2 separate regions of the Homo sapiens genome follow, and region 1 is linked to region 2. The links are chromatin loops, found by intact Hi-C in ENCODE. Cell type or tissue: PC-9. All regions are shown on one strand. Links, peaks and the distances in the headings refer to the core of each region. The heading gives the core; the rest is flanking DNA. Region 1 has its middle 48 kb from the start of CLPB. Region 2 holds the start of PDE2A-AS2 (PDE2A antisense RNA 2).

Region 1 (15,949 bases), core at 4,659-12,658, 100 kb after region 2:
GCTAGATCTCGGCTCACTGCAACTTCCGCCTCCTGGGTTCAAGTGATTCTCGTGCCTCAGCCTCCCAAGTAGCTGGGATCACAGGCATGCCCCACCACGCCTGGCTAATTTTTTGTATTTTTAGTAGAGACTGGGTTTCACCATGTTGGCCGGGCTGGTCTCGAACTCCCAACCTCAAGTGATTTGCCTGCCTCAGCCTCCCAAAGTGCTGGGATTACAGATGTGAGCCCCTGTGCCCAGCCAAATACTTTTTTTTTAAATATAACAGTTTTTGATTTACAGAAAAATTGAGCAGATAGTACAAAGAGTTCCCACACGTCCTCTGCACAAAAGTTGTCTTATTATGAACATCTTTGTTAGTATGATACATTTGCCACAATTAATGAACCAATATTGATACATGATTGTGAACTAAAGTCCATAGTTTATTCAGATTTCAGTAATTTTTACCTGATGACCTTTTCCTGTTTCAGGATCCCACCCAGAATATCACAATACATTTAGTTGTCATAGCTTCTTAGGCTCCTGTTGGCTGTGACAGTTTCTCAGACTGTCTTTGTTTTTTGATTATCTTGCGAGCATTGAAAAATACTGATCAGCCGTGTTGTAGGGTACCCCGTTCCTCTCAGTCTCTGGTAATTTTCTTTGCTCTGAGGTCATCTTTATCTGATATTAGTAGTTATTCCTACTTTCTTTTGATAAGTGTTTTCATGCTATCTCTTTTTCCCATCCTTTCATTTTCAACCTGCCTGTGTTTTATATTTGAAGTGAAGTTTTTGTAGGTAACATATAGTTAGGTCATGTTTCTTAATTTAGTCTGCCAATTTCTGTATTTTAATTGCTATATTTAAATCATTTACATTTTTGGTGAAATGTACTTATTTATTTTTAATAATATTTTTTTTATTTCCATAGGTTTTTGGGGAACAGGTGGTATTTGGTTACATGAACAAGTTCTTTAGTGGTGATTTGTGAGTTAAATCATTTACATTTAATGCATTTCTTGGTATGTTAAGGCTTCATTCTGCTATTTTGTTTCTTGTTTTCTATTTTTTCTCTCTGTTTTGTTTTTCCTGCTTTCCTGTGTGTTACTTGAACATTTTTTAGAGCTCTGTTTTTATTTGTCTGTAGTATTTTTACTGTATGTCTTTGTATGGCTTTTTAAGTTATTGCTGTAGATATTATACATATGTACATTATCACGGTCTACTAGGTTATCATTCACTAGTTTGAATGAAACTGGAAATCTTACCTCCCTTTAAATTCATTTAATCCCCCATTTATGATACAATTGTCTTAAAAATTTCCTTTCTCTGCATTTAGGACCGTATCAGGCAGTGTTACAATTTTCGCTGCAACTATCTAACACACTTTAGAAAATTCAAAAGGAGAATAAGTGTTTGTATTTATTTGCCCAAATTTTCCCATACCACATTTATTCTTCCATTTTGATGTTATACGATTTCCTCTTTTATTGTTTCCTTTACGTTTAGAGAACTTCTTTTAACTGTTCTTTTAGTGGTCTACGGGAAACAAATTCTCCTTTGCTTCCTTTATTTTCCTTTGTTCATAAATGTCTTGATTTCTACTTCATTCCTGAATGATATTTTCACTGGATATAAGATTCTAGGTCAACAGTTCTTTTCTTTCAGCACTTGAAAAAGGTTGTGCCATTTTCTTCTGGCCTCCATTGTTTCTGATGAGAAATTGGCAGTCATTTGAATTATTTTTGCCCTATATACAAGATGTTATTTCTCTCTTGCTGCTTTCAAGATTGTTTTTACTTTTTTTATTCATACACACACACACACACACATATATATTTTATATATATATTCTTTTTTAAATTGAGACAGGGTCTCGCTATGCTGCCCAGGCTGGTCTCAAACTCTTGGTCTCAAGCCGTCCTCCCACCTTGGCCTCCCTAAGTGCTGAGATTACAGGCATGAGCCACTGTACCTTGCAAGATTTTTTCTTTGTCTTCAGTTTTCAGAAATTTGGCTTTAATGTGCCATGATGTGGATTTCTTTAGATTTATCCTGTGTGGGTTTTTCTCAGCTTTTTAACTCTGTAGGTTTATGTCTCTTGCCAAATTCGGGGAATTTTCAGCCATTATGTCTTCAATACCATTTTAGCCTCACTCTCTTTCTCCTCTCCTGGGGCTGTATGACAGCAATGTTCCATCTTTTGCTAGGGTCTCACAGGTCTCTAAGGCCATGTTAATGTTTTTTTCAGTCTATTTTCTCACTGTTGTTACAATTGGGCAATTTTTGATGTTCTATTTTCCAGTTCACTGGTTTTTTTTCTGTCTCCTCTATTCTGTTGTTGAGTCTATCCACTGAGTGTTTTTATTTCAGTCATTGTACTTTTCCATTTTAAAATTTCCATTTGTTCCTTCCCCTTTTATCTGTCTGCTTAGACAGTCCATTTTTTCATTTGTTTCAAGTGTGTTCATAATTTCTCATTAAGTGATTTTTACAATACTGCTTTAAAATCTTTATCAGATAATTCTGACATTTCTGTCATCTTGCTGATGGCATCTATGCATTGTCCATTTTGATTAAGTTTAGGATCTTTCTGGTTTTTGGTTTGTGTCATGGACTAAATGTTTGAGTCCTACAAATTAACATGTTGAACCCCTAACCCCCAATGTGCTGGTATTTTAAAATGGGGCCTTTGGGAGATAATTAGGGTTAGATGTAGTCATGAGGATGGGCCCTTTGTCTGATGAGATTAGTGCCCTTATAACAAGAGACAGCAGAGAACTTGCTGTCTGTTTCCTCTTGTGAGCAGAGAGGAAAGGCCACATGAGGACCGAGTGAGAAGGCTGTCGTCTGAAAGCCAGGAAGACAGCCCTCACTAGGAACTGATTGGGCTGGCACCTTGATCTGGAGACTTTTCAGCCTCCAGAACTCTGAGAAATAAATAAATACCATCCAGTCTATAGTATTTTGTTACGGCTGCCTGAGCAGACTAACATAGTACAGCAAGTGGCTTTCTATTAAACCTGTACATTTTAGATATTATGTTATAAGAATCTGAATTGTATTTAAATTATCTGTTTTAGCTGTTTTTTAAATAACCACTCCAGCAGGGGATAACAGGGTGGCACCACCTGATTATTACCAGTCAGGGCTAGAAGTGCAAGTTCTCCACCCAGCCTCCATTGACACATAAGGAGAAGAGCTCCTCATGACTGCCAGGTATGACTCCCAACGTGGTCCTCACTGACACTGCAGTGGGGAGGGAAACTTGTTACTATCTAGCAGGGATGAGAGTCCCAGCTCCCTACTCAGTCTTCTCTGACATTACCCCGCAGGGGTTGGGGTGCTTCATTAGTGTCGAGTAGTGTAAATCTACACTCCCCACTTGGCCTTTGCAGACATGGGTGGTGGAGGAATCACAGTTTTTCTTTGGTGTTTGGCTAGAGTATAGCAGTTACTGTTTAGAAGTTTTCTGTCTTTCTGCGTTCTCCTTTCCTGGTCTTCTGGCTGGAAAGAGCAAGCCTTTGTTGGGCCTTTCCTTGTCTGTGCATGTTGGCATTTGCAAACTGCTCGCTTCTTCACTTCCAAGTCTGGGATATATGAGGCAGGAAGAAAATGTAGAGAACTCATTACTGTGTCACTCCTTCAGTCCCAAAGTCCCTATCTGGTCTCCCTTCTTCTGCACATCTTCCAAAGTCTAATGTTTATTTTACATATAATGTACAGGGACTTTAGCTGTACTTGGCAGGAAGAATAGGGAAAAGTACACCTATTTCATCTTCAGGGAAAAGGGAGTTCTATATACTGAGTTTTCAATTATAATTATTTTATGACTTTATGTCTAGAAAGTCTATTTTTCTCTTTTTCAAGTCTGCTTTGCAATTCTTTATAGTTTCTCATTTCCTACACATGCTTCTCAAGCATTTCTGTCGTTTATTTATACTTATGGAGCATGTTATTATATAAACTCTGATAATTCCATTACTGGATTTTTTGTCTTCTGAATCTCTCTGTTTTCATTTCTACTAGTCCTTGCCCATGATACCTTATTTCTTTGTGTGGTTAATTATGATTTACACTAAATTATTCACCTTTGAATTTTATTTCTAAGACTTTAAAAAGACTTTTTAGGCTGGGCGCAATGGCTCACGCTTGTAATCTCACCACTTTGGGAGGCCGAGGTGGGCAGATCACAAGGTCAGGAGATCGAGACCATCCTGGCTAACACAGTAAAACCCCGTCTGTACTAAAAATACAAAAAAAATTAGCTGGGCGTGGTGGCAGGCGCCTGTAGTCCGAGCTACTTGGGAAGCTGAGGCAGGAGAATGGCGTGAACCCGGGAGGCAGATCTCGCAGTGAGCCAAGATCGCACCACTGCACTCCAGGCTAGGCGACAGAGCGAGACTCCGCCTCAAAACAAAAAGGCTTTTTATTGAAATACAACTTACATCAGCAAAGTGTAGAAATCCTAAGGTTAATAACGTTTTACTTATGTGTGCACCTGTGGAACTATCACCCAGATCAAGATGCAGAACGTTGGCAAAGCCTGGTGACTCACGCCTGTAATCCCAGCACTTTGGGAGGCCAGGAGTTTGAGACCAGCCTGGCCAACATGGTGAAAACCCATTTCTACTAAAAATACAAAAATTAGCTGGGCATGTTGGTGTGTGCCTGTAGTCCCGGCTACTCAGGAGACTGAGGCAGGAGAATTGCTTGAACCCGGGAGGCAGAGGTTGCAGTGAGCCGAGATTGCACCATTGCACTCCAGCCTGGGCAAAAAGGGCAAAACTCCATCACCCTCCACCAAAAAAATACAGAACATTTCTGGCACCCCAAAAGACATCCTTGTGCCTCCTACTAATCAGTACCCACTCCAACAGTAACTGCTATTCTGATCTCTACCACCATATATTAGTTTATCCTATTTTAAAATGTCATATAAATGGAATCACATAATATACACTTTTTGTATGTCTGGCTTCTTTCATTTAACATTGTCTTTGAGATTCATCCATATTTTTCATGTATCATGTTAGTAGTTCACTATTCTCATTGCTGTTTAATTTTTCACATGTATGCTATATTTATATATATTCCTACTGATGTCGTGAATATTACATATGATATTTCATACATATTATTTAAATATCTAGTATGATTCCTTTGTCAGATATATGTACTGCAAATATTTGCTCCCAGTCTATGAGTTGCCTTTTCGCTTTTTTTTTTTTTTTTTGAAACAGACTCACTGTTTCCCAGGCTGGAGTGCAGTGGTATGATCTCAGCTCACTGCAACATCCACCTCCTGGATTCAAGCAATTCTCCCACCTCAGCCTCCCGAGTAGCTGGGATTACAGGCATGCACCACATGCCTGGCTAATTTTTGTGTTTTTAATAGAGATGGGGTATCTCCATGTTGGCCAGGGTGGTCTCGAACTCTTGACCTTAGGTGATCTACCCACCTTAGCCTCCCAAAGTGCTAGGATTACAGGCGTGAGCCACCATACCTGGCCCCTTTTTGCTCTCTTAATGGTGTCTTTTGGTGAACAGAAGTTCTTAATTTTGGTAAAATCCAATTTATCAATCTTATGTTCTGTCTAGGAACTCTTTTCCACCCATATTCTCCTAGAGGCTTGATTGCTTTATTTTAGCTTCCACATTTAAGTCTACGATCCATTCTAAATTAATTTCTGGTAGTTGCGAGGAAGGAGTCAAGGTTCAATTTTTCAGCTTAGTTATCCCATCAACCCATTTATTTAAATAACTGATAAATTGGAATGGAACCTTTGTCATGAATCCCACACATAAATATATGTGTGGGTCTGTTTCTGGGCTCTCTGTTCTATTCTTTAGGTGGTTTTTTCTCTTTTTTTTTGTTCCCAGAGGAGCAATAAAGAGTTGCATAAAGAAAAAGTGGATGAAGTCCTCCCACCCTCTTCTCTTTGAAGTAACCACGTTACCACTCTGAGAGGCATTTAGCTTTCCTCCATGCTCTTACAAACATATGTAATCATACACAGTGTGCATTTACAAAGAAGTTTTTAACCACATGGGGAGATGCTTTCTTGTAAAACAACGAGAGTAGAATATAAATTTGTATGTATCGAATGTAAATTTCTATGTATCAAACTGTATAAGAGTAGTAATAAAAAATAGCACTTACCATGTGCCAGGTGCTTTACTAAGTGCTTTACGTATATTAACTCATTTAATTCTCACAGCAGCCTGAAAAGATAGGGACAATTTTGCTCCCATTTTACAGATGATGAAATAGAGACACAGAGAAGGTGGAACTTGCCCAGTGCCATACAACCAATATGGTGGAGCTAGGATTCAAACCCAGCCTGTCTGGCTCCAGAACCCATATTCTTAACCAGAATTGGTTAGAATAAGACACGTGGAAACATTAGTTGCACTTACCTCTATGAATTATGATTTTTATTATTTATCCCTTGCTCACTGCCCTTCACCCTTCTGACCATTAGGGCCAAGTTCTTTCCCAGCCTCAAAGCCTTTTCATTTCTAGTATAGACAGTTCCTCCATGACTCACTGCTCAATCAACTGCTATTCAATTTTGAACTCTCAGCCTAAATTCCCCTTTCCCATGAAGTTCGACCTGACTTCCTACACAAGTATGGCTTCCCTGAAACTATTTCACAACTTCCTGTCCCGTGCTTTTCCTTTCTAGCAGTCAGCACAATTGTACATAACAACTTCTGGAATGAGTTGTTTGAACAGCTGTCTTCCCTGAGCACCCCCTAACTGTGGGCTCTATGAAAGCAAGCTCTGGGTCTGTCTTGTTAATCTTTGGGTGCCCAGAGCCTTGTCTGAAACATGTAGATGCATGTGAGGGTTCCACTGTGGAGCAGATCAGCGAGAGATAGGCCAACAGGAGGCATGGCTTGGGGAGCCTTCTCAATGTGTTCTAATACGGGTGCAGAGGGAGGTGCTGGAATCAGACACATAGCCCTGAGTTAAAATACTGACTCAGCAAGCTGTGCAAACCTGGACTATAACACTCATGTTCTGAGATCTACTTCCTCTCATATAATATGGGGTTAAAAATATCACTTCGTGGCCGGGCGTGATGGCTCACTCCTGTAATCCCACCACTTTGGGAGGCTAAGGCAGGTGGATCACGAGGTCAAAAGATCGAGACCATCCTGGCTCACATGGCGAAACCCCATCTCTACTAAAAATACAAAAAATTAGCCGGGCGTGGTGGCTGCGCCTGTAGTCCCAGCTACTCGGGAGGCTGAGGCAGGAGAATCGCTAGAACCAGGGAGGCGGAGGTTGCAGTGAACCGAGACCACGCCACTGCACTCCAGCCTGGTGACAGAGTGAGACTCAGTCTCAAAAAAACAAACAAACAAAAAAAAACCCCTCATATCTACAAGAGTACATGGCACACAGTAGATGTCCAATAGTTAAATGAATTTATTGAACGTTTTTGAAAGAATTAAATATGATTTTTTTCCAGTTTCTTAACTTCTCTGTACCTCTGTTTTCTTATCTGTGAAATGAGATAATAAATAAATGAACTTGCCTGTTTCTTTTTTTTTTTTTTGAAAGGGAGTCTCGTTCTGTCACCCAGGCTGGGGGTGCAGTGGCGCAATCTTGGCTCACTGCAAGCTCTGCCTCCCGGGTTCACGCCATTCTCCTGCCTCAGCCTCCCGAGTAGCTGGGACTACAGGCACCTGCCACCACGCCCGGCTAATTTTTTTGTATTTTTAGTAGAGATGGGGTTTCACTATGTTAGCCAGGATGGTCTCGATCTCCTGACCTCGTGATCCGCCCGCCTCACCCTCCCAAAGTGCTGGGATTACGGGCATGAGCCACAGCGCCCGGCAAAATATGCCTTGCCTATTTCTTAGGATTGTTGTGAGAATTCAAGAATATAATCCACGCAAAGCACAGAACCCAGGGTCTAGCATGGAGGAAATGTTCAATAACGGTTAACTATGCTTCTTATTATTATGGGTAAAGCACCTTCTGGAGTGCCCAGTGCACAGTAGGCACTCTGTAGATAGATGGTGCCAAATGTTACTGACTTAGCCTGGGTGGTGTCATGTCCGGCTGCTTCTAGGGCAATGCAGGGTCCTGGCTCTGAGCGCGCCTCTTGGTTCCAGGTTTGGTGCTGTACTGACACCACCCAGTGGCCAGCATGGGCTACTGTAATCCCAGCCTTGGCTAATACCTTGCTCCAGGGTTACTCTTCCAAACCTGGACTCCGTCCAAACCTTAAGAAGAGCCTTGTGCATTCCCTTGGAAAACTGGGAACACTGGCGACAGAGAAGAGGAAATGGATTTGAAAGATAATTCAAGAATGTGGATTCAACAGACTTTGTGATCAATTATATATCCAGTGGGGAAGGAAGATGGATTTGTCTAAAATAGTGGTTCTTAAGTAGGGGTGATTTTGCCAAAAAGGGGACATCTGGCAATGTCTGGAGACATTTTTGGTTGTCACAACTTGGAAGGAGGAATGCTATTGCAGTCTAGTGGGGATAGACCAAGGATGCTGCCAAATATCCTACAATGCACATGACAGCCCCTCGATAAAGAATAATCCAGTCCCACTGGGCACAGTGGCTCACGCCTATAATCCCAGCTCTTAGGGAGGCAGAGGCGGGAGGATAGCTTGAGCCCAGGAGTTCAAGACCTGCCTGAACAATATAGTGAGACCCTGTTCTCCACAAAAAGGAAAAAAAAAAAAGAATTATCTAATCCAAAATGCCAAAGTGCCAAGGTCAAAATAACCTGGTCTAGACAGTCTAACCTGGGCATTCACTGCATCAAGAAAAGCTGTGAAAAACCTGTCACATGAGCTATCACTACTGTGTCCAGTTCAAGGATCAGGTAGGTCTGAGGACAATCCTAGCCAGGAGCTAGCACAGCCTATGGAATTCTCTCAAGTCAAGGAAGGGGAAACATTATTACAGATCATTTATTTCTTCAACTTACAACATTTATGATCACAATACATATATTTAAACTATTGCTGACAGTGTACGTGGTTATTAATCACACTGAAGGACTTAAACACAGAATACAAGTCATGTTAACTAGAAATTCTCAAAGTAGGCCTGGCGCAGTGGCTCACACCTGTAACCCCAGCACTTTGGGAGGCCAAGGCAGGAAGACTCCTTGAGCCCAGGAGGTCGAGACCAGCCTGGGCAGCATAGAGACCCTATCTCCAAAAAAAAAATTTTTTTAATTAGCCAGGCATGTTGGCACACACCTGTAGTCCACCTACTCAAAAGGCTGAGGCGAGAGGATCACCTGAGCCCAGGAGGTCAAAGATGCTGTGAACCATGTTTGTGCCACTGCTATCCAGCCTGGGTGACAGAATAAGACTCTGTCACAAAAAAAAAAAAAAAGGAGGGGGGCAGGATGCAGTGGCTTACACCTGTAATCCCAGCACTTTGGGAGGCCGAGGTGGGTGGATCATGAGGTTAGGAGATCGAGACCATCCTGGCTAACACGGTGAAACCCCGTCTCTACTAAAAAATACAAAAAAATTAGGCAGGCATGGTGGCGGGTGCCTGTAGTCTCAGCTACTTGGGAGGCTGATGCAGGAGAATGGCCTGCACCCGGGAGGCGGAGCTTGCAGTGAGCCAGATCGTGCCACTGCACTCTAGCCTGGGCGACAGAGCGAGACTCCATCTCAAAAAAAAAAAAAAAAAAAAAAAATCTCGAAATAGGTCACACAATCTTAGAATTCAATTAGGAGATCCTTTGGATTTCCTTGCAGAAAAAAAGCAGTAACTGTGAACCAAGGAAAAGATTCCACTTCTCGTGCTTCCTAGTATTTGCTATAACAAACTTGGGAAGCAGTCAGATCCTTACCCTTCCTTTAATATCTGCTCTACGCTATAGAAAATGTGCAGTCAGAAAGCAGGTTAAGGGCTCCACTTAGTGGGAAGCAACAAGACCAGGAGATCAGGCAGGAGAACCAGGAGCACAAGGCCTTCTCTTGTGTCTGTGAAGGGAAGAAATGTCTCAGAACATGGACATATGAGACCTTTCCAGCTCCACCCTTCTGACAATAAACCAGGCCTGGCCTGGTGGCTCACACCTGTAATCACAGCACTTTGGGAAGCCAAGGAAGGGGAATTACTTGAGGTCAGGAGTTCAAGACCAGCCTAGGCAACATAGTGAAACCCTGTCTCTATAATAATAATAATAAAAAAATCAAAAACAAACCAGACAGAGGGACTTTCGGGCCCACTCCTCTACATTCTCATATGAAATCCACTCTCACCACCGGGAATTCCTGTGACACTCCAAAGATTCCAAGGATATTATCTTTTAGTTCCTTTCCTCTCCACTGGAAATTCCAACCCAAGAAAGTCTCAAACTGCTGCAGCTGTCAAGCCTGATGAACAACTCAGTTCCTCCACCTGTAGGCCTTTGTGCTTAGGGCTGCAAGTCCTCAGCTCTGAATGACCTTGGCACCCCGGGTGCTGCTCCTTATGTGAGAAAGACCTTTCCTATCTGGGCCTGGCGGTCCTCTGGCCATTAGGGGAACCCTCTGTGCTTGTCTTTCTCCACCCCTGAAAGTATCTCTGGCTCTGGAAACGCTATTTTTTGTGACATTCTCCACCCAACATGGCTTTGCAAAATATGTGTTCTACTCACAGGTTGACTGGTGTACTTACTCTTGGTGAAGCTACCAGGATCTGGTGGGAATCATTTGCTCCAGATGTGAGGTGGCATCTTTCCTCTGCTGGCCTATTTACCTGACCATCCTGTTTCCAGTAAGGCCCGATAGGAATTTTGCAAGCCTACAAAAGTTCCTTTCGAAAGCTCAAAGTTCCCCTGGAATCACACCTTAAGTTTTTGTTTTTCTGTGTATGGAATGCTCCTATATTTTCCAGAGAAATTTTAGAACAAACTTCCATGGACGTATTCTACAATCTAATCAGAACTTGAAATTACTCCACCTTTGAAATCTCAAGGCCCATCAATCTGTTTTCTGACCACCCCTCTCAGTCTGCCCAGCTTCCACTCTCTACCTCCTAGAGCACCTCATAGAGAGCACCAGTTCCCAAGCCTGCCTCCATCACCATGGCCACCTGCTGAGTTCAGGCACCCTCATCTCTTGCCCCAATTTCTGCAGCAGCCACAGCCTTCTGCCCGGAACCAGGTCTGCCCATTCTCCTGGCCCTCTGATGTGTCCCCCAACGTGGCAGTAGTTTTCATAACTCGTTCTGCCTGGTGCCCAACAGATCCTTCTGGCCTTTCTGCATAGCAGAGGTTGGGAGCTTTACTGGACTGCTAAATTGCCTCATGGCTCTGTGCCGGTGCCCTGCTCCCTATTCCAGGACATCAGCAGACCCAGACTCACTTGAACTGAGAAGCAGTAGAAATTACTGGCTTTATTTTTTCAAAGTTAACATTATTATTGTTTTTAAGGGTGACATTCTGAAACACCTTAGAGCTTGGAATCAGCACTTCATCTTCACGTGGGCCAAAAGCATATCTCTAATAGAAACTTCTAAGAAGGTTCTGATGACAAGGACTGAGGCTTTCTATTAAAATATGGTGTGTATGAGTAGCTATTTGTTGAGGGAAAAAAATACAAGGAAAATTGGCCAAAATTGCATTGCCTCTCCCATGGTAATGAAACTTGGTGCAACAGCCTCTATAAATGATGTAACACTGCCCTGTAGTGAGAAGTTGAAGAGCTCTTGTCAAATAATAAGAGAAAGCTTTAAACTGAAAGTTTTGTAAAATTTGGAGGAATTCTCTTACAGTCCTGCTAATAACCCTGGCACTGTATACCCAGTACAGGCCACTAGAGCTGTTCTGTGGAAATCGTTGAATTGTTTATTTTGGTTTGGTTTGTTTGTTTCCCCTCTGCCCTTTCACATTCAGTTTTAAATTTTTTGTTTGCTTTCAGTTTCTCTCTCTCTTTTTTGTTTTTTTAATTTGAGACAGGGTCTTGCTCTGTTGCCCAGGCTGGAGTGCAGTGGTGTGATCTCAGCTCACTGCAGCCTCAACCTCCCGGGCTCAATCAATCCTCCTGCCTCAGTGTCCCATGTAGCTGAGACCACAGGCGTGCCACCACGCCCAGCTAATTTTTGTATTTTTGGTAGCAACGGGTTTTGCCATGTTGCCCAGGCTGGTCTTAAATCCGGAGCTCAAAGGATCCACCCACTTCAGCCTCTCAAAGTGCTGGGATTACAGGTGTGAGCCACCGTGCCTGGCTGAAAAATTGTGATTCTTATTTATAATCCACCATCTCTAACAGACCCTCATCATAGCTCCACTCCAGGGTCTTCTTGTTTTATAAAATATGAAGGAGTAGCTGTCAGTAGGATGAGGGTCCAGAGGTAGTAAATATTACCTGTACTATTAGCCACCAAATTGGAGTCAAAAGGTGATCTGTCATGTCTAAAATTGATGTCATCTAGTAGTTGAACAAAGACTTCACATAAGACCGTGAAAGTGAGGCCTGAGCACTAACTTCATTGTTGTTGCCTTATTTCTGTGCTAACGACCATCAACCACCAGTGTAGGGTCCAGAACTCCAGACTTGCATTTACGTCTGCATCCTGGACACCTTCCATCTTAGGTAAGTTCCAACAGAAAATTTCTCAATGGTGCGTGTTTTCCATTTCTTCCAGCATGGAGCTATTTTTATTAAACGATGGAATGTTATTATCATCTTTAAGTCTGCAGTCCTATATTCCACCGCCGTCTGACCTAATTCTGCCAGAATCTGGAGCACGGCAGAACCTGAGAATGGTCGACAGGGCCAGCAGGATAAGAGTGAGTATCTGTAGTAAGCCTCTTTGCTGTCTTTGAGTTCTCCTTGATCTGACTCCATTTTTAAATTTTTATTTTGTTATTTTTAGAGTCGGGGTCTTGCTCTGTCACCCAGACTGGAGTGCAGTGGTCCGATCATGGTTCACGGTAGCCTTGAACTCCTGGGCTCAAGCAATCCTCCCACCTCAGACTTCTGAGTAGCTGGAACTACAGGCACGCACCATCAAGCCTGGCTAAGTGGCTGGAATTTTTTTTTAAGAGAGATTTAAGCGAGGTGGGGTTTTGCTATGTTGCCCAAACTGGCCTCAATCTCCGGGCCTCAAGCAACCCGCCCTCCTTCAGCCTCTTCAGTTATTGGAATTAGAGGCGTGAGCCACCAAGCCCAGCTGTGACTCCATTTTTGAACTTCTTTTATTTGAGAAGTCTTCGTCATTTCAGAGAGTGATCATAAACTGAGCCTGTCCACTCCCCTGATACCTTTCCCATGTAACCCATAAAAAGGTTGAGTTTTCTGCTTTTATCCCTAGGCTAGACTAACCTTTCAAGGTCCTTCCCCAGACCAAAGGTTAGAAAAGAATTCCAACTTCTCACATTTCATGTTAAACCACATGTCCCTAGATTGTCAAGTCATACTTAAAATAAAATAACTGGGCCAGGTATGGTGGTCCATGCCTGTAATTTTAGCACTTTGGGAGGCTGAAGCAGGAGGATAGCTTGAGGCCAGGAGTTTGAGACCAGCCTGGGCAAGATGGCAAGACGCAGTCTCCACACACACAAAAAAAAGTTTAAAATAAAATAATTGATATACTGAAGATGACTAAAAATTAGAGTTTCTCCTTAATGTTTCTAGGAATTATGTTGTTCTAAAACATCCAGTAATTCACTTTCCCCTTAATAATTAGAATTAGTTATCCCAGCCGATAGAGTAACCCACATCTCTGCCTATTGGCTCAGCGGCATGAGGAAAACAAAATGGCAACTGAGCAGTCTTAGCTTCCAACTTAACGAGTCTGCAACTATGTTCCCTATTGGAAGCATTTTCTCCCTTAGCAACTAAGGCTTCTAAACCTGCAAGGAATAAGACAGTGGGGACAAGAAGCAAATATTCTTTAACTGGATTATTAGATGCATTCATGAGAGGGGCCTCTCTTACTCCACCCTCCTCCTTTCTATGCTTGTGTGTCCCTGCTGTAGAGAAAATAATGTCATATATTGGTTGCTGATGTAAAGAATGTACTGCTCTTCCATTTGTTAGGGTGCTGTATTTCTGCTGGCACCATAACTGACCTTCAGCAGGTCATTCTCTCAGTAACCATGACCTTCATAGGTGATTCTCTCAAGCCAGCTGTTTCTGGGTGATAACATATATCCTAAGGTTAACATAAATCTCATGGTATGAGCCTGTTGCCACACCTCTTCCACTATAAAATTAGCCTCTTGGTCAGATGTATGGGATACCATGTTGGTAAAGATGACATTCTTGGCTGGGTACAGTGGCTCCTGCCTGTAATCCCACGGCTGTGAGAGGCCTAGGCAGGAGGATTGCTTGAGGCAATCCACACGTGCTTTCCAGCTTTTCCAGCTTCAATGCTAGTCTCTACTCATTCTGACCACTAACCATGAAAAGAAAGGAGTTTGAACCAGCCTGGGCAACACAGCAAGATCCTGTCTCTATAAAAAATTTAAAAAGTTAGCCAGGCATTGTGGCATGTGCCTGTAGTCCCCGCTACTCTGGAGGCTAAGGTGGGAGAATATCTTGAGGCCAGGAGGGCTCATATTGGAAGCTACAGTGAGCTATGATTACAACATTTCACTCTAGCCTGGGTGATAGAGCAAAACCCTGTCTCAAAAAAAAAAAAAAAAAATGACATGGTTCTGGTAGAAGCATTAGGAACAAGGAAAAAAACTCTGGAAACATATCTATTCCCATGAGAGCACTTTCTGTCCTCAATGAAGGAAGGGTTCCTATTAAATCAGTTACCACCAGAGATTCCTGGCTAGTTTCTCTGGGGAATGGTGCCATACTGGGGACTCATCCTTGGCTTCTGCAGTTGGCAGCTGGGCACTCACTAGTGGTGGTAGCCAAATAAGCTTTGGTGAGAGGATATAGATGTTGTTAAGCTTGTGTGCAGCTTCCATCTCTTCCATCTTGACACTTTGTACCTGGTCCATTGAGCAACAACTGGAGGGGCTGGGGAAGGAGGCCAACTGACATCTGCACATCCAGTCATCTTGTCCACCTGATCACTGAGTGACTCATCTGCAGTGGATGACCTCTGTTGGGTATTTTTGTGGGACATGATTGCCTTCATACTCTATGCCCATTCCAAGAGGCCCATCTACGTATCTCTTCTCCAGGTCATCCATGTCATGAAGCCACAGAGGCCATAGGAGTGGGTGAAGGAGAGACACTAAACAATGGTGAATCATGCAGCCAATGGAAGGGGTTCAGTCAATGACTAAGTATGTCTATTTTAACTATATATGCAGGAACAAGGGAAATAACTAGATTCATTGGACCCACTGTCCAGTGATGGACTGAGGCCAAGAATCCATGTATCACATGACCTCCATAAGCCCTTGTTCCGACCAGAAGACCAGGTTGGCATTTTGTACCACCAATGATTAGTACACACTCAGAACCAGTGTATAATAGCTTCCAAAGGGTTTGGGTATTTTCTCTCCCAATGCACAGTCATTTTAGTAAGTGGCTGCAGGCCTTTCCAGGGGAGGCTTGGAGGAAAGTTTGTTTGTAATATATACTTACTGCCACATTGCAAGATCTTTCCTTAAAGGGACTGAGCCTTTCTCTCAATCAATGAGCAATAGGCCTGCGAACTGTCTTAGGTTTAATAATTGGGTATGAGGCAGTAAATTCCCACTGTGGTGACTTGAATCAGGTTTCTATTTTTCAATAATATAGATAAAGCCACATCTTGGTAGACTGTCTATCTGTTCATTTCTAAGAACCCTACCATCAATTAGTTGCTACTACTGATCTTCGAAGGTCAAAGCATTCTAATAGCCTTTCTGTCCCTGCAACCTATTACCAGTTCTCAGGTAGCATCTCCCACTATCACATTTGGCAATGCTTTTTGGGGTGCCCATCAGGTCCACATATCTCAGCACCACAGTAAATGGAGCATCCTCTGAACCTTCCAGGGTCATGGATGAGGGTGGCTGGGAAAAT
Region 2 (8,000 bases), core at 1-8,000:
AGTTCCAATTACGATGTCCTTCCTTCCTCTCTCCTCCACCCGCCTGAAGAGCCCCGGAGAGGGGAGCAGGTGGGGAGTGGGGTGACCCGGATCCGCGGTCACCCCCTCGCCCTGCCTGTCCCTCTCTCAGCTGCAGCAGGAGACCCGGGCATCCCGCTGCTGCCTCCTGCTGGTGTCGGAGGACAATCTCCAGCTTTCTTGCAAGGTGAGGGCCCAGGTCCACTGTAGAGCGGGGGCGGGGCTGGGCGAGGAACTCGGGTCTCCGAGGGGGAAATCCATTGCCTTTCCTTTAACCAGCCCCCTGCACTCCGTTCCTCAGGTCATCGGAGACAAAGTGCTCGGGGAAGAGGTCAGCTTTCCCGTGAGTCCCGCGTCTGTCTTCTCGTTGGAGTCTGCAGGGGCGGTTGAGGCCGGGTAGACACTCCTGGGATCTGCCTGGAGTATTTGGATCTTCTAGACTCTTGGAATCCGATGGAATTATCTGGATCTTGGGACTACTTAGAAATGCTGCAGGGATCACAACCTGTGATCAGCAGGCTCTATTAGGAAGAATCTCTTAGCATCTACAGAAAGGCTTACCTGGGACCTGTTCACTTCTGTTGGAGTATTTCTGGATATGGATCTGCTAGAATCTGTTGACGAGAATCCTTGGAGTCTGCTTATCTCTCTCGTAGTTAGGGAAGACTCTAGAGTCCTTTATAGCGAATTCTGCCAGACTCCCCTCCATCTCTGCTCATCAATGCTGACCCTGTCCACCATTTGGACTGACTGAAGGGTTCTTTGAAACTTCCAGATTTGAGGGTGGGGACAGGTTGAGATCCCCTGACCTGGGGAGTACTGGGCCCTGACTCAGTCTCTCCTCACCCCCTAGTTGACAGGATGCCTGGGCCAGGTGGTGGAAGACAAGAAGTCCATCCAGCTGAAGGACCTCACCTCCGTAAGTCATGGCCTGGCTGACCCAGAGGGGAAAGAGGAGACCCCACTGCCAGCCCCTAGAGCCAGGGTCTCTGTTACAGAGCAGCCTAGGAATGGGGCAGATAAGACCTGGGGACTTTCTACTGTCCCATCTCCATGACACAGAGCTTCCAGCCTTGCATGAGTCCCTTAGAACTGCCTGTTGCAAAATGTGATGGAGGGCTGGAGGAGGGAAGCATACTGCGCCCTGCTTCCCTGCCCTGACTTGCCTCGCCTTTGCAGGAGGATGTACAACAGCTGCAGAGCATGTTGGGCTGTGAGCTGCAGGCCATGCTCTGTGTCCCTGTCATCAGCCGGGCCACTGACCAGGTGGTGGCCTTGGCCTGCGCCTTCAACAAGCTAGAAGGAGACTTGTGAGTCTTTGTGGGATGATGCAGATCAGGAGATGTCACTGAGAGGCTGGCTAGGGCTCCACGAGGGTAACAATGTGGGATGGGTACTGGGCAGGGGCTACTGTCTCAGCAGCAGTGGGTTGAACAGTGTGTTAGTGCAAGAGAATGAAAGTCATGTTGAGGTCCAAGCTAGTTCCTCTTCTCTTCTCCTGCTTCCTGAAGTTTGGGTAATCTGCTCTTGGGGTATTGGGTTCCCTCCCTTGCCATCCCTGTTTTTGCATTACTGCTATAAACTGCTAGATGGAGGGGTGGGTGTGCTCTGGGTTGGATGAACCCTCTGGGACCCACAAAGCATCATCAACACAGTGGACAGTGGCTAAAGGGAATATGCTTGGGGACTGGGAAAAGCTGTGGATCTTTTGAGCCCCTGACAGGGCAGCTATAAAAATGATACACAAAAATCTCTTTTTTTGTGGGCAGGGCACAGTGGACAGGAAAGCAGGCTTGGAGGCTTAGTTGGAAAGGATATCTCGAGAACTGAGGACAAACCTGGGGTCTAGAAATGGTGTCATAAATAAATTTCATATCCTACACCAACTCATAAACAGGCAGTAGGTGCCTGAATTTTATTGCAAATGGATCTTAGTTCAGGGAGAAACAGTGCTGCGTCTGATGAGCCATTTCTGTCCTGGGTGCAGGTTCACACTTGGGCTGGCAGGATGAGCAGTTTGTGCTGTGTCACATAGGTGGGGAGAAGTAGACAGATGAGGGGCTGAGTCCTGATGCAAAGAGATGCTGATAGGATGCTGGTCTCTGGAGTCCAAGCAAACAGGCTGGGTTTCAGGGCCTGGAGCTCCTGCAGGAGGTGGACACTAGAGAGCCTGGGACTAGGTAGGTGTCAGAGCCCGGGCCTGAGGTCTGCTGGGGTAGGGTGGAGATCCAGGAGTCCTAGGTCTGAGCTGCAGAACCTACCAGCATGGAACTGTGTTGACAGTTGGGTGGGCCTGGAGAAACAAAGATAGGGGCAAGGCAGAATCAGCTGAGGCAGGGAGAATGTGGGATTGGTGGCATTTGGAACTTGTGGGCATCCTAATGGTGGGAGAATTTATGCCATTCAGCAAACAAATATTGAGCACTTAATGTTGCCATCCCAGTGCTGACCAGATGGCCTTGGGAAGGCCTTTGGGGAAGGGAAGGTAGAGTGAATGGGGGTCCAGCAGGGGCCATGACTTCTTGCTGCTGGCTGTGAGATTGGGTTCTAGGATGGCCCCAGAGCTGGAGAAGAGGTGGTATCAGCAGGAAATAAGGATGGGGCCTTGGTGGCAGCTTTGAGGCCCAGGGCAGGGGCAGGGCTATCTCTGTGTCCCACGCATTTCAGGGAGTGAGTGTTGAATGACTGCATGAGCCAGGGTGGGGCTCAGCTCAGTGCAGTGACTACAGAGAAGCTTCCTGAAACACAGCTAAGTAGCCAGAGAACAGGGGCTCCAGAAGCCCTTCAGCTGTGAGTGGGATGGGGCTGGTGGCAAGGCCAGGGATAGGATACACTGACGACATTAGCAAAGACCTCCGAAGTGTTTCCTCTGTACCAGGCTCTGCACTGGGCATGGGTGATATAGTCATGGCCCCATTTCATAAGACTCGAAGCTCATTTTCAGGGCATAGAGGGAAGAGAGTGAGAAGGGTATTCTAGGCCGAGGGAACAGTGTAGAAAAAAAAGCATGAAGGTGTGAAAGAGCCCAAGGTTTTCTCAGAATGATGAGGATCTTTGTGTGGCTGAAGCTGAGAGATGTTCTGGGTTGAGGGGTGACAGGTGGGTGGGGCTAGCTGAGGGACCACAAATGTAAGAAAGGTGTGCAGACAGACCCAGGATGGTGGGGATGGGATCTAGATCCGAATCACTGGATGGCAAGCATGAATGGGGGATGCCCCACCAGGGTGGAGCACCAAGGCCAGCCAAAAAGTGGGGAAGGGCTTAGGCAGGGACACCTCAGGGCAGCGTGATGTGGGCTAAGGCAGGCTCTTCCCATGACCCACACCATTGGTCCACCCAGCCCCATGCAGCTCCCCAGTGACAAATCATTTGGTGGCCAGATTGAATGACGTGAGCAGGATTTGGGGCTTATCTTGTCTCACCAGAGCTAGCTCCATGAGCAGGGCAAGCAGTCCTCTCCACACCACCACCCTAAGATTTCTGGAGGCACCGAATCAGGGCCAGCGGAGTCCAGGGAGAGTGGGGTAGTGACAGGAGCTGCACAAGATAGGGCAGTGCCACCGCCCCTCCCCAAGGCTGGAGGTGTGCCTGGGGAAGAGCAGAACACCAGCTTGAGCCCAGGCAATCTCTAGTCTGAGGGAGGAGACCCAGCTTTGGGCTGGGTAAATCCCAAATCAGAGACGGGAGGTATGGCTCTGGTTTCAAGCATCTAAGGAGGACTGGAGCCCTCCCCTTGGGCAGCCCCCAGTCTGCAGGGTCATGGGGGTGGGAAGCTGTTCCAAGGGCCTGTGCAGTGGTTATATAGTTGGCAGGTGGGTACCCCTGTGGGCTTCTGATGGAACAGAAGTAAGGAGAGTGGGGAGAGAAGCCAGTCTTCCCTTCCCTCCTGAGTGAGCCCACCCCCTCCTCCAGGTTCACCGACGAGGACGAGCATGTGATCCAGCACTGCTTCCACTACACCAGCACCGTGCTCACCAGCACCCTGGCCTTCCAGAAGGAACAGAAACTCAAGTGTGAGTGCCAGGTGAGTGACCTGCCTTCAGCCTCTCTCGGGCACCGACTCGCTCAGTTTTCAGCCCCGAGAGCCATTCAGAAGGGAAATGCCCATGTCTTTCTGGACTGGTGGCAGCCCTTCCCCAGGTGGCTCCATAACCTCATAACTTGAAGGCTTGCAGTTGTTCAGGACCCGCGCCACTGCCCGCAGGCACTGTATGTGATCGCCCTCTAGTGTTCAATTTGGGCACTACAGCAACACCTAGGCAGCTAGAGCTGGCGTGAAGGCGGCTGAGACACTCAGGAGACTCCTCACCTGCACCGGGGCTATTCCCTCACTCCTTCACTTAGTAGCCAAATGATATAATTAGACACTGACAGTTTCTGGCTTGTCCAGTGAGCCCTAGGGAAGGAAGGAGAAGACCCGGGTGCTGTTGGAGGCAGGAGGTTGGATAGGGTGACCCCTACACCCCGACCCCCCTATGATCTCCATTTCCTTCATTCCAGGCTCTTCTCCAAGTGGCAAAGAACCTCTTCACCCACCTGGGTGAGTGCACTGTTCTCTCTGCCTGGCTGTGTGTGGGCATGGGGGCTGGCATTTGCAGAGGAGAGGCGGGAGGTCTTGGCAGCCTGGTCTCACCCTGCCTGGTCTTCTCCCTTCCCCAGATGACGTCTCTGTCCTGCTCCAGGAGATCATCACGGAGGCCAGAAACCTCAGCAACGCAGAGATGTGAGTGACTCTACCCAGGGGACAGGGCGAGAGAGGCTGTGGCCTTCAGTCCCCATCATCTCCTTTCCTGCCCCACCCACTTCCCTTTCTCTGCCTTCTGCGGGACTTCATCACCTTTTGAGGGATCCTTTATTTCATGCCTGTCTCCCTCGCTAGACTGTAGGCTCCAATACAGCAGGGACAGGGCTGGCTTTGGATCCTCAGCTCCTATCACAGTGCCTGGCACATAGTAGGTGCTTCCAAAAAAAAAAAAAAACAAAACACTTGAATGGACACGTTTCTGGAGCCAGCCAGCCCTGAGCAGAGTGTCTTACCTTGGAGCACTCCTCCCAGGCCTCGGAAATCCGGCCTTTGCCTCCTTATGGGACGTGAGGGCGATCAGAGGGGGTTGTCAGGCCCCAGAGGACCAAACCCCTCCCTCCACAGCTGCTCTGTGTTCCTGCTGGATCAGAATGAGCTGGTGGCCAAGGTGTTCGACGGGGGCGTGGTGGATGATGAGGTGAGAGGGTGTGGAGGGAGTATGTGGCCCTAGGGGTGTCCGGGAGTCCGCCGGCGGCGCTGGGGAGCGGCCCGAGGTTTAACAGTCCCCTCTGTGGCCGGGTCACTAACTTCTTCCTCTCGACTCCATCTCTGCTCCGGCAGAGCTATGAGATCCGCATCCCGGCCGATCAGGGCATCGCGGGACACGTGGCGACCACGGGCCAGATCCTGAACATCCCTGACGCATATGCCCATCCGCTTTTCTACCGCGGCGTGGACGACAGCACCGGCTTCCGCACGCGCAACATCCTCTGCTTCCCCATCAAGAACGAGAACCAGGGTGCGCGTGGCGGCCCGGGCGGAGGGGCGGGGCCTGCGCCGGGCGGGGCGGGTCCGAGCGAGCGGGGGTGGCAACACTTCCCCACCGCCTCCAGCGTCCCGGAGCATAAGGGAGTCGGGTTCCATGCCTGGGACGTACGTAACCTGCGGAAACTGCGAGGGCAGGTCCCGGCCGGATCCCTCCCTCCAACCGATCCCTCCCTCCACCGGTGGTTCCTTGCCCCTCTCCCTTCCCCAGAGGTCATCGGTGTGGCCGAGCTGGTGAACAAGATCAATGGGCCATGGTTCAGCAAGTTCGACGAGGACCTGGCGACGGCCTTCTCCATCTACTGCGGCATCAGCATCGCCCATGTGAGGGCGGGGTTGGGAGTGGGGTGTGGGGTGATAGGGGGCGGGGCCCACGAAGGACCCTCGGTTCTCCTCCTCCGACTGACTCTCCTTGTGGATTGATCCCTTGGTCTGGCACTCAGAGTCCCGCCGCTGGGGTGCAGCCTTCAGGACACGCTGGCCACCTCTGGGCTCAGTTTCCCATCTAAAAATTGGGCATACGATTTCCTGCCCTGTCCACTCAGCCTCCTGGGACCATGAGAAACTCCCGTTGTCAAAACCTCCTCTCTTCCCTGGAAGCAGTCTCAACCCAAGCCGAGTGCTTTTTTGGAAGTGCTGGGTCTCGGTGTCCAGGCCTACTGGCGCTCTGGCCTGGGAATCCAGCCCCAAGGTCCCTGACATGATCCCCTCCTTGCTTCTCCTTCCCTGCCATGGGCCTTGGGCTCCATCACTGAAGCCTGGATCAGGTGTGGGGGAGTGCAAAGGGCCAGACCAAATGCTGGGAGAACTTGATGAGGAGGAACCGGCGCGGGGTCTGGATGAAAGTGGGGGTGGGGTCTTTACTGTGGACTGGAGCTTGAAGGTTTTGACTGGGGCCAGAATGGGACAGGAAGTGGGGTGTCTTTTTGACCCCTTCATCCCAGTCCTGGGCATTGCTAAATTTTCACAGCCACCTTCCTTGAGCCCCATCTTTCCCTCTTTCCCCTAGTCTCTCCTATACAAAAAAGTGAATGAGGCTCAGTATCGCAGCCACCTGGCCAATGAGATGATGATGTACCACATGAAGGTGAGGCTTGCAGAGACCTCTGGTCCTCCTCCCAGATTCCCCGGGGACCCAGGGCCAGGCAGGGCTTCCTGATCAATCTCTACTGAGGATGAGAGGATAGGCCCAGAGCCACAGCAGGCCTCCTGCCCTCCTTAGGGGCAGCTCCCACCCCTGCTTAGAGACCTCTCCTCCAAGCTGCTTCTGAGCTCAGTCCCAAGGCTGGAAGTAGCCAGAGGAACCAGCCCAGGGAGTAATTGGTTCAGCCAGGTATTCCCCATGTTCAGGGAATAATTCCCATCTTGGGAATTACTGAGGGCTAGGAAGCTCACCCAGGACCCGTCCCCATGGCTTCCCTAGGTACAATGCCCATGCAGCCCTGGGCAGTCTTAATTGCTGATAATCTATCCCATTCCCTACCCTGGGTCACAAAAGCTGGCTTAGTTCCATGTATATGGTAGTCGCTGTTCATTTGGACATTTCCTCTCACCTGTGTCCAAACCAGAGAGGCCCAGACCTTGTGAGTTGGATCAAAACTGTAGTAGGAAGAGTTAAGGTTAGAGAGTAGAAAGGTCTCCACAAAAGGAGGACTGCTACAGTTACTGTGTATGAAATGCTGCCATGGTTAGGGGGTGTCATGAAGGGGTGTTGTCGATCTTTGCCAAGGTTATGCTGTTACAGATAAAGGGTGGTCACCTGCAGGGAGGCGCGCGGGGTGGGCTGCAGGGCTGTGAGGGGAGGGTGGTGATTTCCTGCCCAGTTACAGTCCACAGCGTGGTGGCCCAACTGTGGTACATTCTGGGTGACGGATCCCCCACCTGCCATGGGAATTTGAGGGTGAAGACACCAGATGGGGTGAAGGCTGTCTTCTAATGCTCTGGCTGGTCTCCTCTAGGTCTCCGATGATGAGTATACCAAACTTCTCCATGATGGGATCCAGCCTGTGGCTGCCATTGACTCCAATTTTGCAAGTTTCACCTATACCCCTCGTTCCCTGCCCGAGGATGACACGTCCATGGTGAGTTGCTCTCCTCCACTTGACTGGCCAGGCCGAAGGTATGTAGCCAGAGGCTTAAGTTAAATGCGCATCAAGAACTTCCTGGGAAGACAGAGTCATCAAGGAAGGCTGTGGAGGGTCCCTCAGAGATGGAGGGGCTTGTAGTCTGCCATCAGGAAGCCATAGGGCCTGCCCAGGGGCTAGAGGCTGGACTGGATGATCCCAAGGGCTGCTCTTGGACCAACCATGCCCAGGGCATGTGACCTCAGGGTTTGCATCCCTCCCAACCCTGTTTTTCTAACATTTTGTGTGGGCTTGGTTTCAAGAGTTCTTAGTTCTTAGATCTCTAAAAA

What was found. Hi-C counts contacts between places; a loop is a spot of excess contacts. Peaks named below come from ENCODE experiments on the same cell type or tissue, not always from the same donor. Only the 100,000 strongest peaks of a DNase experiment are listed, where the experiment ranks them.
Region 1: a loop joins it to region 2, with 4 times the contacts of the local background. A loop is called at or near these places in 92 of 110 quality-filtered maps.

What each region holds. Positions count from the first base shown.
Region 1 is chr11:72,474,627-72,490,575 of GRCh38, reverse strand. It overlaps the pseudogene ART2BP. Among named protein-coding and RNA genes, the nearest start is that of CLPB, 48 kb to the right of the region's middle. In PC-9, for the core only: a CTCF peak has its summit at 8,127 (motif pointing left); DNase peaks (open chromatin) are centred at 6,564 and 8,155.
Region 2 is chr11:72,582,112-72,590,111 of GRCh38, reverse strand. It overlaps PDE2A (phosphodiesterase 2A), which reads left to right. Exons shown (of 31, transcript NM_002599.5): 10 at 131-205; 11 at 320-361; 12 at 872-937; 13 at 1,198-1,328; 14 at 3,931-4,042; 15 at 4,519-4,558; 16 at 4,678-4,741; 17 at 5,168-5,240; 18 at 5,384-5,561; 19 at 5,799-5,911; 20 at 6,597-6,674; 21 at 7,546-7,668. It overlaps PDE2A-AS2 (PDE2A antisense RNA 2), which reads right to left and starts at 5,506. Exons shown (of 2, transcript XR_001748291.2): 1 at 5,056-5,506; 2 at 1,906-2,311. RefSeq lists silencers at 4,236-4,335, 5,566-5,675 and enhancers at 4,778-5,299, 5,300-5,823. In PC-9, for the core only: CTCF peaks have their summits at 139 (motif pointing left), 4,043 and 4,242 (motif pointing left); no DNase peak of the experiment used is centred there.